Regions from separate parts of the Homo sapiens genome. Here region 1 is linked to region 2. The links are chromatin loops, found by intact Hi-C in ENCODE. Cell type or tissue: mammary epithelial cell. All regions are shown on one strand.

What was found. Peaks named below come from ENCODE experiments on the same cell type or tissue, not always from the same donor. Only the 100,000 strongest peaks of a DNase experiment are listed, where the experiment ranks them.
Region 1: a loop joins it to region 2, with 4 times the contacts of the local background. A loop is called at or near these places in 2 of 110 quality-filtered maps.

The regions. Positions count from the first base shown.
Region 1 is chr16:55,620,278-55,628,277 of GRCh38, forward strand. No RefSeq gene overlaps it. Among named protein-coding and RNA genes, the nearest start is that of SLC6A2, 32 kb to the right of the region's middle. In mammary epithelial cell, a CTCF peak has its summit at 3,206 (motif pointing right); no DNase peak of the experiment used is centred here.
Region 2 is chr16:55,839,500-55,847,499 of GRCh38, forward strand. It overlaps CES5A (carboxylesterase 5A), which reads right to left. Exons shown (of 13, transcript NM_001143685.2): 12 at 7,269-7,341; 13 at 6,655-7,183. The coding sequence ends at 6,952. Among named protein-coding and RNA genes, the nearest start is that of CES1, 10 kb to the left of the region's middle. In mammary epithelial cell, a CTCF peak has its summit at 3,514 (motif pointing left); no DNase peak of the experiment used is centred here; H3K27me3 peaks cover 6 bases.

The sequences.
Region 1 (8,000 bases), 220 kb before region 2:
TTTTCACGTGTCTGTTGGCTGCATAAATGTCTTCTTTTGAGAAGTGTCTGTTCATATCCTTTGCCCACTTTTTGATGGGGTTGTTTGATTTTTTCTTGTAAATTTGCTTAAGTTCTTTGTAGATTCTGGATGTTAGCCCTTTGTTAGACGGGTAGATTGCAAAAATTTTCTCCCATTCTGTAGGTTGCCTGTTCACCCTGATGGTAGTTTCTTTTGCTGTGCAGAAGCTCTTTCGTTTAATTAGATCCCGTTTGTCTATTTTGGCTTTTGTTGCCATTGCTTTTGGTGTTTTAGTCATGAAGTCCATGCCCATGCCTATGTCCTGGATGGTATTGCCTAGGTTTTCTTCTAGGGTTTTTATAGTTTTAGGTCTAACATTTAAGTCTTTAATCCATCTTGAATTAATTTTTGTGTAAGGTGTAAGGAAGGGATGCTGTTTCATCAGTGACAGACTGGATTAAGAAAATGTGGCATGTGTACACCATGGAATACTATGCAGCCATAAAAAGGATGAGTTCTTGTCCTTTGTAGGGACATGGATGAGGCTGGAAACCATCATTCTGAGCAAACTATCGCAAGGACAGAAAACCAAACACTGCATGTTCTCACTCATAGGTGGGAATTGAACAATGAGAACACTTGGACACAGGGCGGGGAACATCACACACTGGGGCCTGTGGTGGGGTAGGGGGAGGGGGGAGGGACAGCATTAAGAGAAATACCTAATGTAAATGACGAGTTAATGGGTCCAGCACACCAACATGGCACATGTTTACATATGTAACAAACCTGCATGTTGTACACATGTACCCTAGGACTTAAAGTATAATAAAATTAATAAATAAATTAATTAATTTTTAAAATCTCCAAAAAAGGACTCTAAAAAAATGTATTACTAAATACTTTTTGAAGTATTTTAAGGGTTTTAAAATACTTTAAAAAAGTATTTTAAAGGTTACTAAAACTAGTAACCATCATTTTGTTAATATCAAATATCCAATGTTCAAAATCTCATAAATGTCATTGTTGATTTTTATGGATATTTTATATGAATCAGGCTCAAAATAAAGACCACTTATTGCTATTGGCAAAAACAAAAACCACAAAACAACAGAAGGAAAAGACCCCCTCCTCCTCTCTATAGCCAAAAGTGGAAAAATGAAGCAAGAAAGTCTTCTGTGTTAATTAAGAAGATGACGCTAGAAAACATCTAGTTTTAGTATTTCTTCTATCCGTGAGATTCTGTGTTTCTCAGAGTTACTTCCTCGTAGGCAGCTGCAGGCATTTTTGGCTGTGGCATGCATTTCTGCCACGTAGAAAGATAAAGCATATGTGTCTGATGAAGAAAATTCAAGTGGGTTCATTGATAATTTGGGAAGCTGGAGTTAGGAGAAGGCTAGAACCCCTTCTAGGGTGGTTGCTTGAATTGGCATTACTGAATTTTAATTCACTTCTCTATAGTAGAAGTTTCCCCTAAATGTATTTTATTCACATACACTCACAAAGTTTTATTCAGTGGAGAAACATTTGTAATATAAACCTGCAAATTTTTCTAGATTTCTTAGAGTCAGTCATCTGCTTGTCAGCATTTCAGGCTAGAAGGCACTACAAATTAACCTGAGATAACTGAAGCAAAATCTCTGTGCTTGGCATAATTGTTAGGAAAAATCAATTTCTTTTGAAAGGTAAACACAGGCCCTGTGAACAGCTGATGGGCCAGCTGAAGTCACTTTTCACTGGATTTGTGATAACTTTCAGATTCATAGGCTAGAAGAAAGCTCAAAGAAAATGGATGGAAAGGTTGGGAAGGCTAAAATAAATTCCTGGTATAGCTAATTTCTATAAAAACAAGTGTTTTTCAGTAAATAGATTCAATCTGCAACAAAATGAGACATTGGTTTGCTAATTTCTTACTGTATCATACTGCAATGGTTTGATCTTTACAAATTGCATTTCCTTTTCATCCACATCCAGCTACATTTGTAGGCCTCACCTTACCTATCCACCCCTGCTGTGATATTTTTGGACTAAGAAGTAACCACCTACTCTCAATCTGAAAGTTTCTTGGTGAAGAAAAACAAAACACAGAAATCCTAAAAGAGAAGTGCCATCACTTTCCCAATGGCAGTTGGACTCACTGTTTAAGTAATATGTAAATGGAAACCGAAACTGTGGGGATGCTGCCTTTAAAACTGCCCAAGAGTGCCCCTTTCCCCATCACTAGCCCACAATGCCTGCATCATGCACATTATGAAGAAGTATGGCAAATGGAGAACAGCTGTGGGAAGATATAAACATAATCCACAAATGGCTCAGAAGAGAAGGTACCAGACAATTGGTCCTGTGATATGTTCTACGGTGCCGATTCTCAGAGGACATTTTTAGAGAATGATTTTGCTTTCTAGCTTGGGCTCACTCATAACAGCCATAAATATACCCAAACTTTGTCTTCATTCAGTCATTGATTCAGTAGATTATTGGAATCATGAGGCCAAAAAGTTTTGTTTTGTTTCATTTTAGTTCTTTAATGGTTCTCAAAGTAGCATCATAAAGAAGCTGCTTTTTTGGACCCTAGCAATGTCTGGAAGAAGCAGTAGCTCTCTTTGACAAATGAAGGAGCTGAGGCCCTGTGAGACAGAACAACTGCTTGGAGTCAACTCTGAAGACAGACAGAGGTCCCCCAGCTCTGAGGACACAGCTGTCCTTGGATTCCAAGATCCCTAACTTGTCGGCCAGCTCTGATTCCTACACACCGCTACTGAGCCACTTAAGTCTCTCTCAGCCTCAGTTTCCAGATCATTGCTTTGTCTACCACACAGGGCCTGAGAGAGATCAGATGAAATTAGATGAGAGAGGGCTCTGGACACTGGTGAAGCCACACATGGGTAAAATGACCTTGAAGGGAGCCCCACGTGCTCACAGGGTGGCCCTTGAGCCACATCAAAGGCTTGCACTTCCTGAGTCATTGTTTGTGTGTTTATGGATGAGTTCCTGTAGCGGTCACCCAGCCCCAGTGCCCTGATAGCTCTGAAGCATGCGCTCCAGGGTGGGGCCAGCATCACGAGACACCGAGGGGAGATGGGAGGGTTGTGGGGGTGGGAGGAAAAGCCTTGTTTACTCCCAGAGAGCTTGCCTGCCAGGCTTGGGGCCAGGATATCTATGCACCTTAGGTCAGGTGTTGCACCCAGAAAAGGCTGCAGAGGGCAGCACCTCGGGAAGAAATCCAGGCACTTGCCTTCTAGCCTAACCCTTCCCCATTCCCATTCCACACCTTCACTGTGCTTCAGCTGTTCTTCTTCTAAGTGAGCCTGTAATGCAGAGAAAAGAGCACCGATAGGTTCTAGTCCCTGTGTTTATCCACTGACTTACTGTCATGTCCCTTACCTTCCCTGGGACTCAGTTTCCTCATCTGCAAAATTGGGATACTACTTCATCTATATACTGCCACTGAAATTTTGTGAGGGTCAGTTCAGACCAAACTCATGTATGTGTATCTCTCTGTGTGTGCATGACTGTGCATGCAAGTGCACAGGTGAGAGACAAACAGAGACAGAAAGAAACTGAGAGAATGAGAGTGAGAGAGGCCAGGCACAGTGGCTCATGCCTGTAATCCCAGCACTTCAGCAGGCTGATGCGGGAGGATTGCTTCAGTGCAGGAGATCAAGAACAGCCTGGGCAACATAGCGAGATGCTGCCTCTACAAAATAAATAAAATAAAATAAGAGAGTGAGAGAAAACCTTGAGAAGTGTAACACCCTATGCAAATACAAAGTATTTTTTTTCTTTTTCTTCCTTTTTTTAAATTTATTTATTTATTTATTTTTTTATTATTATACTTTAAGTTTTAGGGTACATGTGCACCTTGTGCAGGTTGGTTACATATGTATACATGTGCCATGCTGGTACATTGCACCCACTAACTCGTCATCTAGCATTAGGTATATCTCCCAATGCTATCCCTCCCCCCTCCCCCCACCCCACCACAGTCCCCAGAGTATGATATTCCCCTTCCTGTGTCCATGTGATCTCAATGTTCAATTCCCACCTATGAGTGAGAATATGCGGTGTTTGGTTTTTTGTTCTTGCGATAGTTTACTGAGAATGATGATTTCCAATTTCATCCATCCAGCCATGAACTCATCGTTTTTTATGGCTGCATAGTATTCCATGGTGTATATGTGCCACATTTTCTTAATCCAGTCTATCATTGTTGGACATTTGGGTTGGTTCCAAGTCTTTGCTATTGTGAATAATGCCGCAATAAACATACGTGTGCATGTGTCTTTATAGCAGCATGATTTATAGTCATTTGGGTATATACCCAGTAATGGGATGGCTGGGTCAAATGGTATTTCTAGTTCTAGATCCCTGAGGAAACGCCACACTGACTTCCACAATGGTTGAATTTTTTTTTTTTTAGACAGAGTCTCACTCTGTTGCTGAGGCTGGAATGGAGTGATGCATTCTCAGCTCCCTGCAACCTCTTCCTCCCAGCTTCAAGCGATTTTCATGCCTCAGCCTCCCGAGTAGCTGGAACTACAGGCATGCACCACCACACCCAGCTAATTTTTGTATTTCTAGCAGAGAAATACAGTTTCGCCATGTTGGCCAGGCCGGTCTGAAGCTCATGGCCTCAAATGATCTGCCCGCATCAGCCTCTCAAAGTTCTGGGATTATAGGCATGAGTCACTGTGCCTGGCTGCAAAGTATTTTCTTTAAAGCTGACATTATCTGAGCTTTGGAAAATTCAGAGACCCCAATGGATATAATGTGATATTTTTTGTTCCAAGGTTCCCTGAGCTCAGTAGAGATCTTGCCTGAGTTGTCCTTCGGATATTCTAGGATACCCATTTTACAGATGTGTGGAGGGAGATAGAGGTAGGACCAAGGAGATTGGCAGGATGTGTACTCATTTTCCAAACCACTTCCAAACGATGGCCAAGAAGAAATGCAATGAAGGAATGCACTCTGATTGATCCCTGGCATAGTTAAACAATGGCTCTTAATGCAGTCTGGATGGGGGCAGTGTGGGGTGGGGGTGGATTGAGTGCTTACTACATGCTAGGTGCTCACCATCCTGTTGACAACTGCTGATGAGTATAAATTGCCTTCCTCAGAACAGGCAGGCTTTCTTGTCCTGTCAAATGGGATAGTTTAGCAAAGTGAGCCAGAACTCAAAACTGGAAAAAATATCAAGCTTGTTTTCTAAAGTTTGAATCAAACCATATATTTTTTTTCCCTTGAGTTACAAAGGAAAGCTAAGTTACAGCTTCTCACTTATCCCCAACATCCGCTAATAGATCCATTCCAATATGAATCAACTTATTCCTTTTTTCACAATAACTAGTGTACTATAAAAAAATCTAAATTCCATCATATTATCTGAACTGACTGGATTTGGTCTGAGGCCAAGGTTGTGCCACAGAAGAAAAGGCCACACCCAATTAGGACATCACCAGAGTTTCAAGGTCTTTGTCTGAGCCCAGTCAGGAGAAGCAACCAGAAAGCTTCTGGCCCACATCTGGAGCAACTCACAATACTGATGCTTCTTTAGGGGAGGAAGAGAAAAGGACAGCTTTCTGGGACATACACTAATAATACCTAACCACTTACAACCCAGATAGGATTGGCATGTCTGATGGAGTCAGGACATCCCAACCAGGGCCACATTATACAGATTAAACAGGATTAGGAAGTGCCACAGCCAGCATGCCAGCATCCTGCTTCACCCACTTTGCCCCTTAGTGGGCCTGTGGGTGAGCCAGCGTGGGCTGAGAGACCTGGTTAGCTCGGGTCATTCATGGCAGCATCTCAATTAATTTTGTCATTGAAGTCACCCTTTGGTCATCAGCTTGGAGGCAGCAATGGCTGACAGTGAAAAGAGACCTTGGTACTTGTTATGGGTTTAACGTCTTTTGTCCCCCTGGCTCCTAAAAGATATGTTGAAGTCTTAACCCCCCAGTACCTCAAAATGTGATCTTATTTGGAAAGAGCCAAGAACGCCAAAGATTGCCTTCAAACCCAGAAGCTGGAAGAGGTGACAAAAGTTCCCCTGAAGGTTTCAGAGGGAACATGGCCCTGCTGACACCTTGATTTCAGACTTAGGGTTTCCAGAACTGTGGAATGATACATTTCTGTTGTTTTAAGACACCAGCTTGAAGTACTTGAGGTAACAGTCTTAGAAAACCAATACAGCACTTTATGTGAACATACTGTTTCCAAAGATAGAGCTGAACAAGCTTCAGCAACAACCTTCAGATCCTCAGCCCTCTACTGCAGAAGCACATGCAACTGGGCAGTGTGCACGTTAGAAGGATGCTTTCCCAGTCGCTCCTGACTATCCAGCACAACATCGGGTCAGACCCTGAATGCCGAGTCAGACAGTCAACAAAGTAGGTTGGTGCCGGCACTGTGCTAGCAGCTAGGGGTATATGGTGAGTAAGACGATGAACAAAGTCTTGGCATTGGTGAGAGCAGAGAGAAGCCTGAAGAATGAAAAGGTGGGGCAGAAATCAGCACCTTGTTCTTGGTCAAAACCTTCACCAGAGGTAAAAGGTCATGAGCTATCCATTCTGCTGGGTAGTCTAAGTTCTTGATCATGGAGCACTTGTCATTCACTGGATACTTAGGATAAAATCTAGAGTCCTCATCCTGGCCCTTGGCCTCCCTCAGGTCAGGGCCCTGACTGTCTTTCCAGAAGCTTCTCTCACTCTTTCCTCTCCTCACAACCTTCACTCTAGCCATACTGGTCCCCTAATGCCTCCATCATTTACAGGCTGGTCCCTCTGCCTACAGATGTTTTTCTCTTCCTCTTTGCTTGGAGAATGCCACTTCTCAGGTCTTAGTCCCAACAAATCTGACCCCACAGACCAGGTCAGATCCCCTGGTACATGTTCTAATTGCACCCAGGAATTCTAGTCACAGGCCACATTCTACATGTCATTAATTAACATCTTTGTTCTCTTATCACCTATATGCTTCTAAGGGCCAAGACCAGGTCTGGCCCAAGGAGAAATGCCAACTCCAGCCTCAGCTCACAGAAACTGCTGCTGCCCCCCAAAATGGTGAAGGTCTTTATTTCATGACACACCTTTCTCCTCTGGCAGCACAAAACAAAACAAAACAAGACAAAAACAGAACCCTGCTAGGCAATTTGAGTCTGTGCCCAGCCTCTAGCCCATATGTGGCTTGTAAAACTGGAGAAAGTGCCTGTTGCTAAGGCCTCCCAGGGTTTCATCTGGCTACCCTGGGAGGCTAGGTTTCCCAGCCCACTCTGGAACCCAATCAATGTATAGAGGCCCCAGATTCTGGGCTGGGTCCCTGCAAGAACTCACGGTGTGTCCTGGGTCACTCAGAGTGTGCTGAGCTGGGCCAGCCCTGGTCTGGCTTCCTGGCCTTCTGTTGATGAAAAAGCCAAATTCTGTAAAACATTTGAAGAGATTTATTTTGAGCCAAATGTGAGGACCATGACCCATAACACAGCCTCAGAAGTTCCTGAGAACATGTACCCAAGGCAGTTGGGTTACAGCTTGGTTTTACACATTTTAGGGAATCATAAAATGTCAATCAATACATCTAAGGTATGCATGGGTTCAGTCTGGGTGGGGAAAAGGGAGGTTTACAGGTTATAGGTGGATTCAAAGATTTTCTGATTGGCAATTGGTTGAAAGAGTTAAGGTAATATCTAAAGACCTGGAATCAATAGAAAGGAGTGTCTAGATTAAGATAAGGGGTTGTGGAAACCAAGGTTCTTATTATGTAGATGAAGTCTCGAGGTGGCCATTCTTAAAGGAATAGATGGCAAATGTTTCCTATTCAGACTTTTAAAAGGTGCTAAACCTCAACTAATCTCTTCAGGATCAGAAAAAGACCTGGAAAGGGAAGAGAATTCTCTACACAATGTAAATTTCCCCCATAAGAGACAACTTTGCAGGGCCATTTCAAAATATGTCAAAGAATATATTTTGGAGTGCAATACTTTATTTTCTTTAAGGGCCTGC
Region 2 (8,000 bases):
AAATCTCAGGATCTACTGCTGTTGGCCCTGTGTTCTCACTTTAGAAGGTCATGCAAGGGACAAAATCTCTAGAATCCTTCGTGGGCTGGGTCACAGCTGAGATGGGAAGGTTGCAGTCCTCTGAAACTTCCCACATAGCTGTACTTCTATGGAGGCCAGGACCACATCGGGGTGGGTACAGTCCACAATCCCCCTCCATCCCACCAATCAGGTTCCAAGGGGTCTTCACATCCACAAAATACCATTTTCCCAGATGAATAGCACACACACCAAGACACGCAAATTCAAACCAGATACCCAAATGGCACTTATTGAATTTGCAAGGAGTTTTACCACAATTCTTTTGGCGGTAGTGCCTAGTGGCAACAATATAGAAAACAAGGAACTTTCACCACTGATGTGAGAGATCATTTAGTTCAAACTTCCTTGGGGGCAATTTGGCAAAATCTATCCTAACATTTCAAAAAGGCATCCCTTTTGCCCCAGCTATTTTTTATTAACCATGTTCTTTATTTTCTCCATTCTGACACTTTGACATGCAGGGCTTTGCTCCTAGAGGGACTGCTCCTCCCATGGTTAGCCAATTGCTAGAGATATAAGCCACTTGTCTCTTAGTGTGCCTTTCATACATAAACTCACCGATCCAGAGCCCACATCCCCAACCACCTCCTTCATGGGCTCTCCCACTGTGAACTAATAGCCTCGCACCCTAATCACCCCAGAGCTAGGTACCAGATGGAACAGCCCCAATGCTGCAGAGCCCCCTGAAATTGTTCAAACTAACCACTCCTAAACCTGCTCACCCTGCCTCACCTCTTCCTTCCCGGGGAAACCACAGGAACACCTTTTGCCACATCCCCATCACCACCACCTTCTGATGGACTCCAGCGTTGTCTGTGCAGCCTCCTGCTCCCATGGCATGGAGTGCCCCCTCGTCTTGTCTTGGGATCTGTGAGTAACAAGCTACTTATCCTTTCTTTCTTTCTTTTCTTTCTTTCTTTCTTCTCTTTTTTTTTTTTTTTTTTTTTTTTTGAGACAGAGTCTCGCTCTGTTGCCCAGCCTGGAGTGCAATGGCACAATCTTGGCTCACTGCAACCTCTGTCTCCCAGGTTCAAGTGATTCTCCTTCCTCAGGCTCCCGAGTAGCTGGGATTATAGGCACCCACCACCAGCTATTTTTTTTTTTTTTTGGTATTTTTAGTAGAGACAGGGTTTCACCATGTTGGTCAGGCTGGTCTCGAACTCCTGACCTCAGGTAATCCATCCACCTTGGCCTCCCAAAGTGCTGGGATTATAGATGTGGGCCAGCATGCCCAGCCCAAATTGCTTTTTCAATGGCTGACATCTGATTGGTGGGCCTGCCATACCTAAATAATGATAAAACCTTTATTTTAAAGCACTATTCTCTAGGAATAATTCTGAATGAGCCCAAAGATATATGTATCAGGTGGTCACCTCAGTGAAGTTGACAATGGTACAAAATAGGAAATCATTCGAATGGCTAACAATAGTAGACAGTTAAATAATTTATTGAGTATTATACTATGGGATGCAATGTAGCTGTCAGAAAGGTAGAAAAAATTGTTTTTAAATGTTTGTGTAAAGGAAAAACGGTTTACCACTTCCTGTGAAAGAAGAGGGATCCAAAATTTTTTATTTCCCCCCTCCAATTATCCTAAAAAAAAACAGTGAAATAAAGTTTTTAAAGCTACAAACCCACACTGACAAACTGTGAAAGAAGAAATGACAGCATTTTGGACACTGAGAGGCCAACAGAATGACGATAACTAGTTTTAGAACAGAAAAAGGAGACGTTAACTCCTGGAAAGAAAGACACCACCATGCACCTATGCAATCAGAATAGAGACAGAAAAGACTCTCTGGGTTTAGGGGTATTGGATGCCTGTAGAAGTTGGGGTGTAGGTAACCCCCATTTATGCCCATGGGGAGTGCACCTCTCCCCTTTGAGCTCCACCCCAAGGCCAAAGTTTCCTGGAGGCTCTTTGCCTCTGCCACTCCTAGAACTGGGCTGACCCCAGGAACTCCAACCACCTAATTACAACAGAATATCGGAAGGGCCTTGCCAGATGTCAACATAAGATGATTTCTGTCCAGAGATCTGAGTGTCAAAAGGAAGAAGTTTCCCAAAGCTCATGTAATGGCTGCAGTAATGATGACTCTTGATGAAGTCAATGCCTGGCCACCAAACAAGCTCTCATGATGGTGGACAAGTTTGTCCTTGCCTTCATATTACTAATTGGCCATCAACAGTCCATTTTTCCCATTGAATAACTTATTTTCAGAAATGTGCTTCTATAACTCAATTGTTGCATGCAGTGAAACTAATGGAGGACTTATATAGTGATAAATAACAATCAAAGTGTACCAATCCTTCTAAAAATACCGAAGGTATCAGCCAGAGTTCTGTTCTCTCATATGAAAAGTTCAGGAGGTGAATAGAGCTTGAAACACAATTACATAAATAAATGTAATAAATGAAATAAATAGATTAGATAGATAATAGATAGATCATAGATAATTGATAGATGATAGATAATAGGTAGGTAGGTAGATAGGTAGATAGACAGACAGACAGACAGACAGACAGACAGACAGACAGATAGATAGATAGATATTTTATGGCATTATCTTCCGATAAAGAGAGAAGTCTGTTTCCTAAAGGTCAAGGTAGAAAAGCTGTCCTCCAGGCACCCACAGTGTGCTCCAGCAACCTTGCCAACACCAGCCCTGCTGCCCGTGGGCTGGCCCCCTTGCCACCACTGCTCAGGGTCACACTTCCGCCATGCTGTGGCTGGCCATCCCCCTTCCTACCCATCCTTTAATTTCAGACTTGAGCTCCACCCCATTCATGGAGCACAGCGAGCTCTTTGCAATGAATTTCCTTGTATTTTGAGACAATCAAGCGGCAAGGTAGGTTTTTTTCTCCCCAGCCCTTCCCGTCCTTGGGAATAATGAGGCACACTCTCAATACGAACTTTTAGCAGAGCATACGGGGCAGGACTGAGTGGGATCTGTCCCTGCTGGGGGAAGGGAGGCTCATCTTGTAGATGCGCTACCTGGGGCAGCACCAGGTGGGGCAGCTACCCAGGTGCAGGGCCTGAGCCCGCTTCCCACCCTCCCCTGCAGCTCTGCCCTGGGGGAATCTGGACTGAGTTGGTCCAAGGAGAGGAAATCCCTTATGTCCCTCTGAGGTAGGCTCCTGGAGACTTAATGGGAAAGTCCAGGAGGTGGAAAAGGGAAAAACTGCTGGCTCCAACCTCTGTTCTGCTAGTGAGTTTAGTCTTTTCAGTCAGACTTTTCAGGGAGTGGATTCTGCCTTTTCCTCTTTCCAAATGTTACAGATGGAATGGATAACACTATATTGTATTGGCTTGTATATAATTTAACTATTTGGCATGGTCTTATTGTCAGTCCAAGTTCTGCGATGTCACACCACCAGCATCTCAGGAGCCTCAGAATAGAGGGAAGCGTTTTTCCTTTGTGATAATGCTGCCCTCTACTGGACATCAGGAAATTCACAGGTGAAGACCGACGTAGTTTGTCCCTAAAGTTTTGCTTTGATTTAATTTAATGGATAGGGTTCAAGATTGTTTAAAAAAAAGGGGAGAGTGGGGAGGGGGAGGCAGTGGGTCCTGGAAAAGTAAATTGTTTATTTTACAATAAGAAAGTGGTTAAATATTTTATTTTTTTTACAATGGTGGAAAATTAGAAGTGATTGTGAAAATGATGTGTACCTGTCTTGCTGGTGAGTAGGATGTGATTTGGCGCTTTAGGAAAGTGAATTTGTAGAACTCAAAAATATTGACTTATAAAGGGCATGGCCGTTGACCCAGTCCATCTTATGCAAATCTAGATGCCATAAATAATATTTAAAAGTAAAAATACTGGGGTGGAGGTTGCAGTGGGCAGAGATCGCGCCACTACACTCCAGCCTGGGTGAAAGAGTGAGACTCTGTCTCAAAACAAAACAAAAAAAAAGAAGTCATTCCCAATGTTGCTCATCAAATTATGACCATAAATATCCAGGATAAGACTAGTGGCTAAAGAAACTGTGACACGTCAACACCAGGCAGAAAATAAAGCAGATTTTTTTGTTGTTTTGGAGAGCCTCTAGGAACTTGAAAAATACATATGCCACACTCTTAAGACCCAGTGGTTCTTAATCGGGGTGTTCATTAAAATGCCAGAAAACTGAAAATACTTCTAGGTCCCATCCAAGGAGATTTTGCTTCCGATTGACTGGCTAGTGGCCTGGCCATTGGTATTTTAGAAAAACCCTCCAAGTGATTATTTTACTTACATTCCAGATAGAAAACTCTAAATTAAAGGGGAAAAAAACAGACACAAAGTGGCATTTAAATAAATGTCAACTTTAACTCCACAAAGCATCTGATTGCATGTGGACAGAAAGAGAAGGAAAGAGGGCCCTATATCTGGATAACTTAGAAATGTGCTCCCCCTAGCAAGATATCTACCAAAATTAGAAACACATTTGAGGATGCTGGCACTGCGAGCAATATATAAATGATGCGTGTAATGTCATTTAATATGATCGTATTTTTAAAAATGAGTTGAGTGGTGTTTTCTAGCTGTTAGTTTTTCCAAATATCAATATAGAAATTAGTCTTCTGCAGCTGCAGAGGCAATTCAGTTTCCAGCTTGCTTTCACGGCCTAGAGCCATAAAGTGGCCCAGAGCATCTCTGATCCACCCCTCCCACAACCACCTAATCCAGAGACAACCGAATGCTTTGGACCATCTGATGAGAGAGGTAGCTGCATGGCAGTAAGAGTCCTGCTCTGAAGTGACAAGAGCCTTAAGGCCTGGTTTTGACTTACTGCTAACTTGCTCACACTGCATACTTGCTGAGTGATCTTGGGTGAATCGTTTCACCTCTCTGAGGTTCACTATGAAATGAGAGGTCAAGGGTCCAAACTTAAACACCTTCAGAGGTTGGGTAATATCAGTGAGTAAAATAGACCAGGCACAGCACAAAGGGGTATGGTGTGGACTGTGGCACGTTGAGAACTTAGGCCTCTGCAAAGGGGGCAGCCACCTCTCAGTTCCTGCAGATTACTCTATCTTTGCTGAGGACAGTTGCACAGGTAGTGCACTGCAGAAGGGTAACACTTTAGAGAAGGTGTCATTTGCATCATAAATGCAGATATTTATCCATGGCAGTTTCATGGAAGATGTCTGTAGAAGGTTTTGAGGAAGGGGCACCTTGTAATTTGCATAAAAGGTTGTATGGACCGCCAGAAGTGCTGGTTATCATGTGGGAATGCAGCTCGGTAACAGTATCTTCTGGGTTTTCTTGTTATTGTTGTTTCCTGAAGAAGCTGGAAATATGGCATTTAATGTGAAATTTTCCTAATTTAAAATTTGCTGGCAACAAATTCCAAAACATGTTTAACGTTGTGTGGGCCAAACAAAACACTTCAGGGGGTCTGATTCGGGCACTGAGTTGGAGATCTCTCACCCAGATGAGTTACTGGCATCTCAGAAACCCTCCTATTGTATGCATCTTATGTAATCTTGAAGCAATCACGAAGAAAAACTAATTACCCTGGTGAATTATATGGATATAATATGGATTATGTGGCTATACAAAGTAAGAGTGCATCCTTTGAATGATGGTATTTAACATTCTCCCTACCCTGTGACTAACTTTGATTTGTCCTTTCTTAATGTAAATGCTATTTCTCCAGAGAGAGCCTCCTAAGACTTTAATCTCACTTAGGTTCCCTCCGTTACACTTTCTTGAAAACACCTTATTCTCCTGAGTAACACCTATCAAAGTTACAGTATGAGATATCCACTGGCGTGAATGTTTGCTTAATGTCTGTTTGCTCACTCTTTGGTAGCAGCCATGTTTTGTTCACTGCTATATCCCTAGTGGGGATACGCCTGGTATATATCAGACGCTCAGTGTCGATTTATTTTTTATGTTTTTATTATTATTATCTTATCTTATTTTTTTTTCTGAGAAGGATTCTCGCTCTGTCACCCAGTCTGGAGTACAATGGTGTGGCCTCTGCTGCCTGCAACCTCCACCTCCCGGGTTCAAGTGATTATCCCACCTCAGCCTCCCGAGTAGCTGGGACTACAGGCACACGCCACCAAGACCGGCTAATTTTTGTATTTTTTTAGTAGAGACGGGGTTTCACCATGTTGGCCAAGCTGGTCTTGAACTCCTGACCTTAAGTGATCCACCTGCCTCAGCCTCCCAAACTGCTGGGATTACAGCCATGAGCCACCCTGCCCAGCCAGTGTAGATTTATTGAATGACAGATTCATCTCGACCCCACCAGGGAAGCTTCATTTCTTCTTGGCATTGCTGATCCGACCCTTGATGCCTAGAATTTGACTTCTAGGTTTTTTATTCTGGATGATGGCAGCTTTCCATGGCTGAGGATACCCCGTCACCCACACATCTCTCTGAGCCAGAGAAGAGACCCAGCTCAAACCCATGACATCCAAGACATCCATACTTGGCTTGCGGCTGAAGCCCCAATGGGTTGGGGTTGGGGGACTTGCATTTTGGGTAACATACACAGACACCTTCTCTGATAGAAAGTGGGTGCTGGGGGCATGGGGAGTGTTATCAGCACAGAATTAAATTCTGCCCCCGTATACCTATTTTACATTCTGATTTTATTTCATATGAGTTACAAAACCATTATTATGACAACTAATAGGCCAGCCCTCTTCCAAATTTATTGAAGAAATCTTGTTGCCTTCCAAGACAAATTGCACTTTTTGATGTTGAAAAGAATTCTGTAAGGATCATTCCTAAGTCCATAAAATATCAGCGAAAGCAGCTTGTTTTGCAAGGATCCCCATAGAAAGCAGCTGAGCTCAGAAAGAAGCTAATGATTGCGGGAGAAATTATGGGAGGAGAAGGGAAACCAAAATCACAGAAAGATAACTTCTCAAGGAGCACAAAAGAAAAAGAAAGGCTGGAGGAGAGAGAGGAAAGTTAAGGAAGAAAGAGGACTGTGGAGCATGTCGGAGGCAGACAGGATCAGGGGGATGGTGCTGGTCCAAAAATCCACCCGCGGTTCTTTGAGTCTCTGTCCGAGGCTCATGTTCAAGTCCAGCTGGAGGTACTGCTCAGTCAGATTATAAGCTGGCCACAGAGACAGGTCGTTCCCATTAGGATTCCTAGAAGGGAGAGCAGAAACAGGGGTGAGATTTTCCTCCTCACACCCCAGGCCTTGGCATGGGGGAGACCGGGAGGTTTACTTACCCGGTTCGAGCAAAGGTAGCCCAGTATTTCATCATCTTCCGGCTCAGTAACTTCTCCTCCTCCGTGGCTCCTTCTGAAGGAGATAATCACAAAATGCTGCTGCTCTGGGTGAGGCTCGGGAAGCCCCGGGTGCCTTGTATTTGATTAATCCTTTTCACACCCCTCCTCCCACTGTAAACTTACAAGCCTACCAAGTCACTGTACCCATTTTATACATGCAGATACTGAGGCTCAGAGCAACCGGGACCTGTCCAAGGAACTGTGGCTTCCGAATGGTGGAAGCTGAACACACATCTTCCCTGTCCACCCCGTGTTCCTGCAGCCAGTCCCATGAGGCTGCAGGTTCCCTGGGGACACAGACCAGCTTGCTCCCTCTCTCTGTCTCTGTTTTCTCCTCTGTCTCTCTTCCTTCTCTCCATCCTCTCTTCCTTCTCTCTCCCTATCTCTCCCTTCCATCTCTCTTCCCTCTTTTTCTTCTCTCTCTCCCTCTCTCTCCCCTCTCTCTTCCTTCCCTCTCTCTCTTCCTTCTTTCTCCCTCTCTCTCTCCCTTCTCTCTTTCTTCCCTCTCTCTGTTCCTTCTCTCCCTGTCTTCCCTCTCTCTTGCTTCTCTCTCTTTTCCTTCTCTCTCTCCCTCTGCCTCTCTCCTCCCACACACATTTTTACAATTAATTTTTGTATTTCTTTAATAAAAAGTAGAAAATCCAAAATGCAGAAAGAGATCTAATATCCAAT